Regions from separate parts of the Homo sapiens genome. Here all the other regions are linked to region 3. Evidence: chromatin contacts called from ENCODE Hi-C or POLR2A ChIA-PET data. All regions are on one chromosome and are shown on one strand. Each heading gives the region's core, a stretch centred on a gene start or an enhancer-like site at or near the end of the contact. The rest is flanking DNA. Distances are from core to core; before and after follow the strand shown. Region 1 holds the start of PSMB5 (proteasome 20S subunit beta 5). Region 2 overlaps ZFHX2 (zinc finger homeobox 2). Region 3 holds the start of HOMEZ (homeobox and leucine zipper encoding).

Evidence for each region. A loop is a pair of places that touch in the nucleus more often than their neighbours do. ChIA-PET counts read pairs that join two places held with the same protein, here RNA polymerase II (POLR2A). Pooled maps may share reads with other maps.
Region 1: a loop to region 3 is called in a pooled map, with 6 times the contacts of the local background. The contact joins the promoter of PSMB5 here to the promoter of HOMEZ in region 3. A Hi-C loop is called at or near these places in 9 of 50 pooled maps. POLR2A ChIA-PET finds 5 or more read pairs at or near these places in 3 of 52 experiments (GM12878, HEK293T and activated CD4-positive, alpha-beta T cell).
Region 2: a loop to region 3 is called in a pooled map, with 2.0 times the contacts of the local background. The contact joins the enhancer-like site here to the promoter of HOMEZ in region 3. A Hi-C loop is called at or near these places in 1 of 50 pooled maps. POLR2A ChIA-PET finds 5 or more read pairs at or near these places in 5 of 52 experiments (CD4-positive, alpha-beta T cell, HepG2, OCI-LY7 and 2 more).

The regions. Positions count from the first base shown.
Region 1 is chr14:23,033,415-23,036,521 of GRCh38, reverse strand. PSMB5 (proteasome 20S subunit beta 5) reads left to right here and starts at 1,622. Exons shown (of 3, transcript NM_002797.5): 1 at 1,622-1,838; 2 at 2,848-3,107. The coding sequence starts at 1,641. RefSeq lists enhancers at 1,148-1,442, 1,227-1,896, 697-1,896.
Region 2 is chr14:23,537,281-23,540,274 of GRCh38, reverse strand. All of the region lies in intron 1 of ZFHX2 (zinc finger homeobox 2), which reads left to right. It also overlaps a transcript of THTPA not described here. Among named protein-coding and RNA genes, the nearest start is that of ZFHX2, 13 kb to the left of the region's middle. RefSeq lists an enhancer at 1,980-2,859. Within about 2 kb of position 1,299, at least 2 of the 41 ENCODE cell types and tissues checked have a DNase peak (open chromatin) inside an H3K27ac peak, as active enhancers do.
Region 3 is chr14:23,284,418-23,287,532 of GRCh38, reverse strand. It overlaps HOMEZ (homeobox and leucine zipper encoding), which reads left to right and starts at 1,401. Exons shown (of 2, transcript NM_020834.3): 1 at 1,401-1,620. The coding sequence starts at 1,581. RefSeq lists an enhancer at 892-1,171 and a silencer at 1,262-1,671.

The DNA.
Region 1 (3,107 bases), core at 373-2,872, 250 kb after region 3:
GGGTGGATCACGAGGTCAGGAGATCAAGACCATCCTGGCTAACAAGCGGATCACCTGAGGTCAAGAGTTTGAGACCAGCGTGGCCAATATGGTGAAACCCCATCTCTACTAAAAATACAAAAATTAGCCAGGCGTGAGGCCGGGCACGGTGGCTCATGCCTGTAATCCCAGCACTTTGGGAGGCCGAGGTGGGTGGATCACGAGGTCAGGAGATCAAGACCATCCTGGCTAACACGGTGAAACCCCGTCTCTACTAAACACACACACACACACACACACACACACACACACACACACACACACAAATTAGCCTGTTGTGGAGGCAGGCGCCTGTAATCCCAGCTACTCGGGAGGCTGAGGCAGGAGAATCGCTTGAACCTGGGAAGCAGAGGTTGCAGTGAGCAGAGATCGTGCCACTGTGTTCCAGCCTGGGGGACACAGCAAGACTTGGTCTCAAAAAACAAACAAACAAACAAACAAAAACAATACAGCATATGCAGAGTCTGCTGGGGGAAAGATGGGGCCGAACTGGGCATCAGAGGAAAGTGGAATTTCGGTGTTGATAGATGTTGCTGCTAGAATCCAACAAGGAAGGCCAGAGACTGACTTCATAGAACCATAAAGCAGGAGGCAACATTTCATACATATGCACACTTCCCGGTTTGTTATAGTTCCCAAAAGATTTGAAAAATGAAGGTGGGTGGAGGGAGGAAGAGGCAATGAAATATAGTATGTTCCTGAATAAAAGGCATCATCTTAGCAAGTTGAAGTTAGAGAATCTCTTGGTACATATTTATGCAGTCTCAACCGTCCTCCCGTCTCTGAGATGGTAAATTACTACTGACACTTATTCAGGTCTGAACTGAGAATCTAGTTTGTGGATTAACTGGACCCTTTGCTTTTTCTTCTTCCATCTGCCTTTTAGGCAATTCATTACTTATTCGAATTTCCACCAGAAGGTAGGAGTCAAGAGAACGAATATTGGATATTAATAACCGGTTACTGTTAAAGAAGGGTTGCTGTATGGCGACTGACAACAAGAGGTATAGCACTTTTATTTTGTTGCGTTGTTTTACCACTAATTGCTGTGGTTTAACTAATATAGGGAAATGGCCTCAGAATGGATCATTATTTTACCCAATTTTAGAAGGTGCCCTTAAACAAGATGGCAACCTCAGGCGCGTTAACAAGGTGCTGAAGCAGCAGCGATGTAACCTGTTGCTTGGACACCAGGCTGGAGTGGGAGGACTCACCGCTAAGGGTTCAGAACCGATTTTCAACCAGTCACGCCCTTCTCAAAGATGGCCGACCTCACTTCCCTTACGCAACATGGACGTTTTCAGTCACTTCCTGTGATTTTGAGGTTATTCTGATCCAGGACTACTTGCATGACCAAAGCCAAGATGGCAGGTACGTCCTTTTAGAATTTAAGGTTAGTGAAGCCATCTATTTCCCCGACCCCCTTCAGTGAAAATGGTCTTTCGCATCTGGCTCTTCTTTTTGGAGGCGTGCTTGCCAGCAGTCAAAATGGCTCCATTCCGGAATAGATTTAATAGGAAGTGAAGCTGTGACGGCGAGGCGTTGCCCGGCCTATCTTTGCTAGGCGTTCTCAGAATTAGTTCTTTCTGCCCACACTAGACATGGCGCTTGCCAGCGTGTTGGAGAGACCGCTACCGGTGAACCAGCGCGGGTTTTTCGGACTTGGGGGTCGTGCAGATCTGCTGGATCTAGGTCCAGGGAGTCTCAGTGATGGTCTGAGCCTGGCCGCGCCAGGCTGGGGTGTCCCAGAAGAGCCAGGAATCGAAATGCTTCATGGAACAACCACCCTGGCCTTCAAGGTGTGGAGCCAGCCCCCTTGCCAGGCTGAGTACTGAACGCCCGCGACTTGCCTGGCCTCCCAGCCTGACCGGAGTTTGCGGTGGCCTTGGCCACCAACCCAGGCGGAGGCTGGGTCCTCTCGTTCGGACCGCAGCAGTTTTGCTGTCTCATTGGCCCAGGAGGCCCCTGTCTTTGCTCTGGTTGGAAAGGGTGGCGGTGGGGCCGGGGGTAAGTCGGGGGAGGAAGGTGAGGCCTCTTGGGTTGATTCCTAGGCGACCCCAGGTTGCTGCTGTTCAGGATCTTCTAGCTGGGAAAGGCCGCAACAACAATGAATCTTGGCCGAGGGAAGGCTATTGTAAACGTTTACCAAAGTTTTGGAAACTGGGCGGCCCCTCAAGGCAGGGGTAACTGAAACTGGCATGAAGGGGAAGCGTGGTGAGGGTAAGCATTGTACTAAGAATCAGACATTTGGGGTTCCTTGCCCAGCTCTGCAATAACTAGCTCTAGATTGAGAAATCATTTGATTTCATTGAACCTGTTTCCTCATCTATAAAATGATTTGTTTTTTTTTTTTTTTTGAAACAGGGCTTTTCGCTGTCGCTCAGGCTGGAGTGCAGTGGCTCCAGCGCCTCAGCCTCCAGAGTAGCTGACACTATAGGCACACACCACCACGACAGGCTAAGTTTTTTTACTTTTTGTAGAGATGGATCTCCCTGTGTTGCCCAGGCTGGTCTCCAGCACCTGGCCTCAAGCGGTCCTCCCGCCTTGGTCTCCCAAAATGCCTGGGTTACAGGAGTGAGCCACCACGCCCATCCTATAAAATGAATTTAATATGGGTTATATCCATGTCAAGGGATTGATGTGAAGCTCGGGTGACATTAATATATGGTGAAGTATAGAAGTATACTGTGAAGTATAAAAGGACGGAGAAAGAGATGTGCTGGGTTTGGATTGATGCAAAAAGAAGTATGTAGGAGTGTTTTTGTGGTCTTATGTGGCCTGTTTTGTGTTTTCCTCTGATCTTAACAGTTCCGCCATGGAGTCATAGTTGCAGCTGACTCCAGGGCTACAGCGGGTGCTTACATTGCCTCCCAGACGGTGAAGAAGGTGATAGAGATCAACCCATACCTGCTAGGCACCATGGCTGGGGGCGCAGCGGATTGCAGCTTCTGGGAACGGCTGTTGGCTCGGCAATGTCGAATCTATGAGCTTCGAAATAAGGAACGCATCTCTGTAGCAGCTGCCTCCAAACTGCTTGCCAACATGGTGTATCAGTACAAAGGCATGGG
Region 2 (2,994 bases), core at 50-2,549, 250 kb before region 3:
TCATGCCTGTAATCCCAGCAGTTTGGGAGGCCAAAGCGGGCAGATTGCTTTAGCCCAGGAATCTGAGACCAGCCTGGGCAACATGGCGAAACCTTGTCTCCACAAAAAATACAAAAATTAGCTGGGCGTGGTGGCACATGCCTGTAGTCCCAGCTACTGGGAGGGAGGCTGAGATGGGAGGATCACCTAAGTCTAGGAGGCAGAGTCTGCAGTGAGACAAGATGGTGACACTGCACTCCAGCCTGGGAGACCGAGCGAGACCCTGTCTCAAAAAATGAAAAACAACTGTTTGGAAGGCCCTGATGTGAAAATCATTGTATGCAAACTTGATGGTGCCCTGATAGACTTCACTTCGAAAGACTTTGCCATGGAGTTGGGTTTGGAGAAAAAGGAGTTTTGTTTTTTGGAGGGGAGTTAGGGAGGAAAAAGCCAGTCAGGTCCCATTAGCCCTGCCAACTCCTTGGTGATATTCCCTCTGTAACCACTAGGGAGCAGTAGTGTTTCCTTTCCTCTCTTGGTCAGCCAGAGGTGGGAGGGGGCTGTACCAAAGGGAGCCCTGGTCTTGCTGGGGGATGGGAGGAAGCACCCCTGGTCAGCTTTGCCTCCAGTTCTGCCGGCCAGCCTGAATCCACGACATGGCTCCTCTTCAGCGAGGGGCAGATTCTCTCCTTTCTCAGACTTCAATTTTTTGGTCCTTCCTTTGCCCATGCCCTTTGTCTCTTGTAATTCTCCGGTCCTTAAGTCTCACTATTTCCCCCATCTTGCTCGGTCAGGGCCTGGCTTTTCAGCTTTCCACCTGTGTTTCTGCAACTTTACATCTGAGCCTCTTATCTCTGTCTCATCACATTTCTCTCTCGGCAGCTTTCTGGGTCCTAATGTGTATCTTCCCACCTCCATGGAAGAACATTTGCAGCTCAGTAATTACGACTGTATATATTTTTTTGTTTGTAGGGCATTAACTCCCTGGCTGAGCCTTGAAAGTAGCACTTCCATCCTTCCTTTCTCATCCTGAGAAGTAAACAGAGACCTGGGTCTGGACAGAGGAAGAGGGCAATACCAAAAGGAAAAAATGTCTTCTATTTCTCCACACCTTTCTCTCCATCTTCATCTTCCTCCCCTCCTCAGCCTTGTGACGAAACAGTGCATTAGGGGAGGAGGATAGGCTGAAGGGGCAGCAGGGAACTCTGGAGACTAAGGGCCATTTTGGAGCTGCAAGATTCATCTCAGGGGATGACTACACCCTCAGAACTCTCCGCCCTCCCTTGGCTCCAGGCCTCCCTCCTCCCATCCCCCTCAGTGGCAGCAGCCTTGTAATTTAAAGCTCTCTCTGTCGCCTCTAATGTGATCCTCTCGTTTTATTGACTCTTTCTGCCGTCTGTGGCGCCCCTTCACATCAATCTCCTCTCTAATCACAGCACCGCCACTGCCTGCTCTGTCTCCCCTAACCCCTCTCCTTCACAGAGGCCCCCAGCCCTTGCCTCTACCCAGGTCTTCCCTGACCGTCCCCAACCTCCACCCTACACCAGATCCACCCTCTTCCTCCTTCCTCCTCTTGCCTCCTTCAGAGGAAGCAATGTCAGGGCCTTTCAGGGGTCGCCTTGTCTCTTTACCCACATCTGAGATGTGTCCGCAGGGATAGGGGATGCCCTTAAGGAAAGCCAGGAACTAAAGGGAAGAATGGCGATGGGTCTGAGGATGAGCAAGAATCTTGGTCTTGGGGGTGGCAGGAGGGGATGACTCTTAGGCCTGTCCGTTTCTGCACTGTCTCCAGTTCAAGGTAGGAAGGGCAAAGAAAGGGACCTAGCGATTCTGAGAGGGAAGGAAGGAAAGATGGAGGAGTGAAAATGCAATGAGGGGAAAAAAAGCAAAAAAATAATCGCTGCAGCTAAAGGTTTGTAATAAATAGTGGGTGATGGGAGAAGCTCCGAGAAGAAAGGGGGATGGGGAGTTGGGGTTGGGGGAGGATGTACTGAGGCAGAGATATATTTGCAATTGAAATTCTTTCCTAAAGAGGAGGAGGGTTAGGTTGGGAGGTGGGGAAGAGATTTGCAATTTTAAATAGCTGCCAACCTACCCTCGGCCGATCAGAGTCTCACCTACAAGCTAGCCGAAAGCTAAGCTCCTTTGGTTTCTAGCTAGGAATCAGCTATGTCTTTTTCCAGTTCTAGGAAATAGATGTTTTTGAGAGAGGATCTGGGAGTTACTGTAGGATTTGGGGCTTAGGTCTGCCTAGCCCTACTCTGAGCTGTGATCGAGCGTGGTGAGTCAGGAGCCAGGAAGCAGCTGGTAGGCTTAGGGAGGGTGAGCTGTAGCACTTGGGCCGGCTGGGAGAGAGCACGCACCTGTGTACAGCCCTTGGCGGCAGGGCCCAGGACAGGGCCTCTTGCCCAGTCAGTTATTCCCACCAGGTGGGGTAGTGGAAGGGCGGTGTGGCCCACCCTGTGGGTGACGATGGAATAACAGACCCTCACAAACCAGCACCCTTACCCCTCTCCCCCACCATGGATTCTGTAGGAGGAATACCTTTCTCCCTCAACTTGAGGGCTTCTGCTTTCTGGTTATCGAGAAATCGGCTCCCCTCAGTCCAGTTCCTTCACTTCCCTTTTGGTTCTCCAACTCCCCCGACCTCCCCATCCCTTCCACCCCTTTCCCAGGTGCTGATTTGCATTTTCATTACCATGCTAATCCCACTCCACTCAGCATTCCTTAATGGCTCTGACTTCATGCCTGGCTAGAACCCCAGGAGGAGGGAAGCTACAATGGGGCCTTCAGGTTGGGTGGGGCCAGACTGAGGACCCATTCCAAATAAAAAAGTCTGAAGGTGAGGGTTAGAGGTAGCCCAGGAAAAGAGAGGCCACGCCCCTCGCCCCTTACACGAAGCACTCTGGCCTGAAGCACTACCAGTTTAATCACTAGAGATCTGCTAATACGAGAGCTAGAGAGGACGTAGATGGGCCAACTGGGACCTTGGGGGAAGTATAGGATGGAGAGGCA
Region 3 (3,115 bases), core at 152-2,651:
ATTATTATTATTATTAAATTTTTAGAGGCAGGGTGTCACTCTGTTGCCTAGGCTGCAGTGCAGTGGTGCAATCATAGCTCACTACAGCCTACAACTCCTGGGCTCAAATGATCCCCCTGCCTCAGCCTCCTGAGTAGTTACAAGTGCATGCCACCAAGTCCAGCTAATTTTTAAATTTTTCTGTAGAGACAGGGACTCGCTATGTTGCCCTTGCTGGTCTTGGATCCTAGCCTCAAGCAGTCCTCCCTCTTTGGCCTCCCAAAGCGTTGGGATTAGGTTTATGAGCCACTGCGCCCAGCCCATTTATCTTTTAAGGAATATAGCGACTCAGGCAAGAGACATAGAGGACTGTGTGCCCTATCCTGTTTTGTCTTCAAAGGATCTTTCCAGAGACGTCAGAGTCAGAGGCTTTGTGAAATTATGTTGCCAAACAGAATTGAGCAAGCCTGTCTTCTTACATTTGTTACTCTGTCTCACAGAAGATGGGGAATCCTAAAATACAAATTTTGGCCCATAACTTCATACTGTGTGGGATACTGCTTTGTTGAAGTCCATTTTATTGGCATCCCTTTCTTTTTGTAAGTTAAAAAAAATTTTTTTGAGACAAGGTCTCGCTATGTTGCCCAGACTGGCCTCGAACTCTTGAAATCAAGTCATTCTCCCACCTCAGTCTTCATCCCTTTCTAGCTAGCGAAAAACAAATACTATGGAGAGCTCCGCGTCCTCTTTTCTAGGGCAGGGAGGGGAGCCTGAGGGTCTGGTAGGTCCCAATGAGGTGACTGCTCCAGCACTTCGTCTTTGGGAACATCTGTCTGGTGCCAGTTTGACCCGGGGAACGGCCTAAGTCGCCCGCAGGCTCCTAAGGTCCTCGTCTTTCCGGGTGGCAAGACATCTGATCCCTCTCGAGAACAAGTTCCCAGTTGCTTTAGGCGCTTTGTTACAGCTGACGCTGCTGGTGGCGGTTGGGCTCTCGGCTGGGAAAGGCGCAGCTCGTTTGTATGGCTCCGGAGGGGGCACTGAAAAGGTCTTCCTGGAGGGCTTCCTTCAGAAGGAAACAAATTGGGAGTTGTTGGCGGTCCAGACAGTTCAGCAAAGTGCAGTATCCCTCCTTGGGGAATTTCGGAAGGATCCTGGTCCGGTGTATTCCAAAGGTCCGGCGCCGATAGGTCGACGGTAGGGGGAGGTACCATGCACTGCAGCTTGGCCCCAGGGGACATCTTCCCTGCCCCACGCATCCAATAGATGACCCCAGCTGAGGCCCACGCAGCCAATACCTGACTTCAGCCGAGACCCACGCAGCCAATGGCCAGCCCAGTGCGCTTCGCCCGTGCCCGCCCGCCTGCGCCTACCAATCAGGACTCGGGCCACCTTGGCACCGCCTCTGGACGCCCACCCCACCCATCCGCCCCGCCTCCAACTTGCTCGAGCAGGGCTGGGTAGACCGGCGCGCTCCCGGGGACGGTGGGGGGGGCAGTCCCGGTTTCGGCCATCGCTGGGGTGGGCTCGGAGCGGCCGCACCGGGCAGCAACCCCACTCCCACTCGGAGGCCCCCTGCCCTCTCCCCCACTTCCCCCCGGCCCATGGTGCGAGGCTGGGAGCCGCCGCCCGGGCTGGACTGCGGTGAGTGATCCCCAGCCCCTTGGACTTCCCCTCCCAGCTCGTGTACGGTCTCCCACCTCTGGAGCCCCATCCCCGCGCTGGTGGGGGGATAATTCTAGGTTCGAAGTGGCCCGGTTCTCTCTTTTTTCTCCTCTGGACTTTTCGGTTCCCTCCCCTGTTGTAACTAGGGGAGGGTGAGTGTCTGTGTAGGGGAGGGCAAGAAGGTTGGGTTGGGGCGCCCTTGGCGAGAGTAGGATTGAGATTCGCCTGCCTCATGGGGCTTATCGTCCCAAGTGCAATAACTTTTTGTTCCCTGACCCAGTTCGGAGCCTTCTGGACTGCCTGTGAAATGGAGGATAGGAGAAACATTTCCTTCCCAGGCCCCCCCGCCACACAAACCCCCAACCCCCACGGCTACCTCCTGGCGACCTCAACACACGTGCAGAACCTGGCCTTGCTTCTGGGGATCAGTGGCCTTTGGGAATGAAAGGTTTAGAAGAAACTGCCCCTCTGACTCCCGTACCCAGCCATACTAAGAGAACCAACCAGGAAACTGAGAACCTGAGTCCTCTGGGGTTCCTAGTGTTGCGTCCTATTCTGAGACTCCTAAACTGAAAGAAGACTCAAGCTGAGACCTGTTTGGTAATGTGGGCCCCTATCAGGAGATTTTTTTTTTTTTTGTCATGTGAACCTCCTTCCCATCATACACTTGAAGCCCTTTTATATTACATGATTCGGTTAGTTGGTAGTAATTGAAAAAGCCAGATTGGGAATTTTAAAGATAATGCATACATATCTTAAACATTATAATTAAAAGTATATCCATTTCACCAATCTTTTGATGTAGTGGTGAGACTGTTTTTGTGTCTAAGACTGCTGTTCAGAGTTCCCAATTCTCTTTCCAGTATTAACTACACAGGGAGTCTCAAACCTGGCTGTACCCTGAGAACTTTTAAAAACTTTGGATGCCTGGACCCCAGTACAGACTATTGAACCTGAATGGGAAGGAGGGTGGCCTGGTTTTTAAGCTTCCCAGGTAATTCTAGTGTGCAGTCTGAGAGCCACTCAGGCACTTTCATCATCTTTGGTTTCCCGTTTTGCTTTATTTAAAGTGAAGTATGAATTTAGACACTTCTGAGTGCAGAGTACTTTTGAGATTAAGTCCCACCGCTCAATCTTTTACAGTTGTCTTGCTCACTCCCAACTCAACAATTTTTAAAATGCATACTCTTCCTTGCGTTATGTCTCTCCAAAACATTTGACTTAGTTTTCATAGGAGCAATTTTTTAAAAATCAGTATTCCTGAAGAAACAATTTTTAATGCAGTGATTTTTCATAGGTTTAACATGAGGTTTAATTACATTATTATATAGACACTGAAAAATATGGACATAAGCAGGTTTGTAATCACACAAAACTGGCCCCAGGACACAGGACAACTGAATGAAGCAGATGATTTTGGCGCACTAGTAGCAGCCTACTTAGCCTTTAGTTTCCAGTGTACTGTGGGTATTGG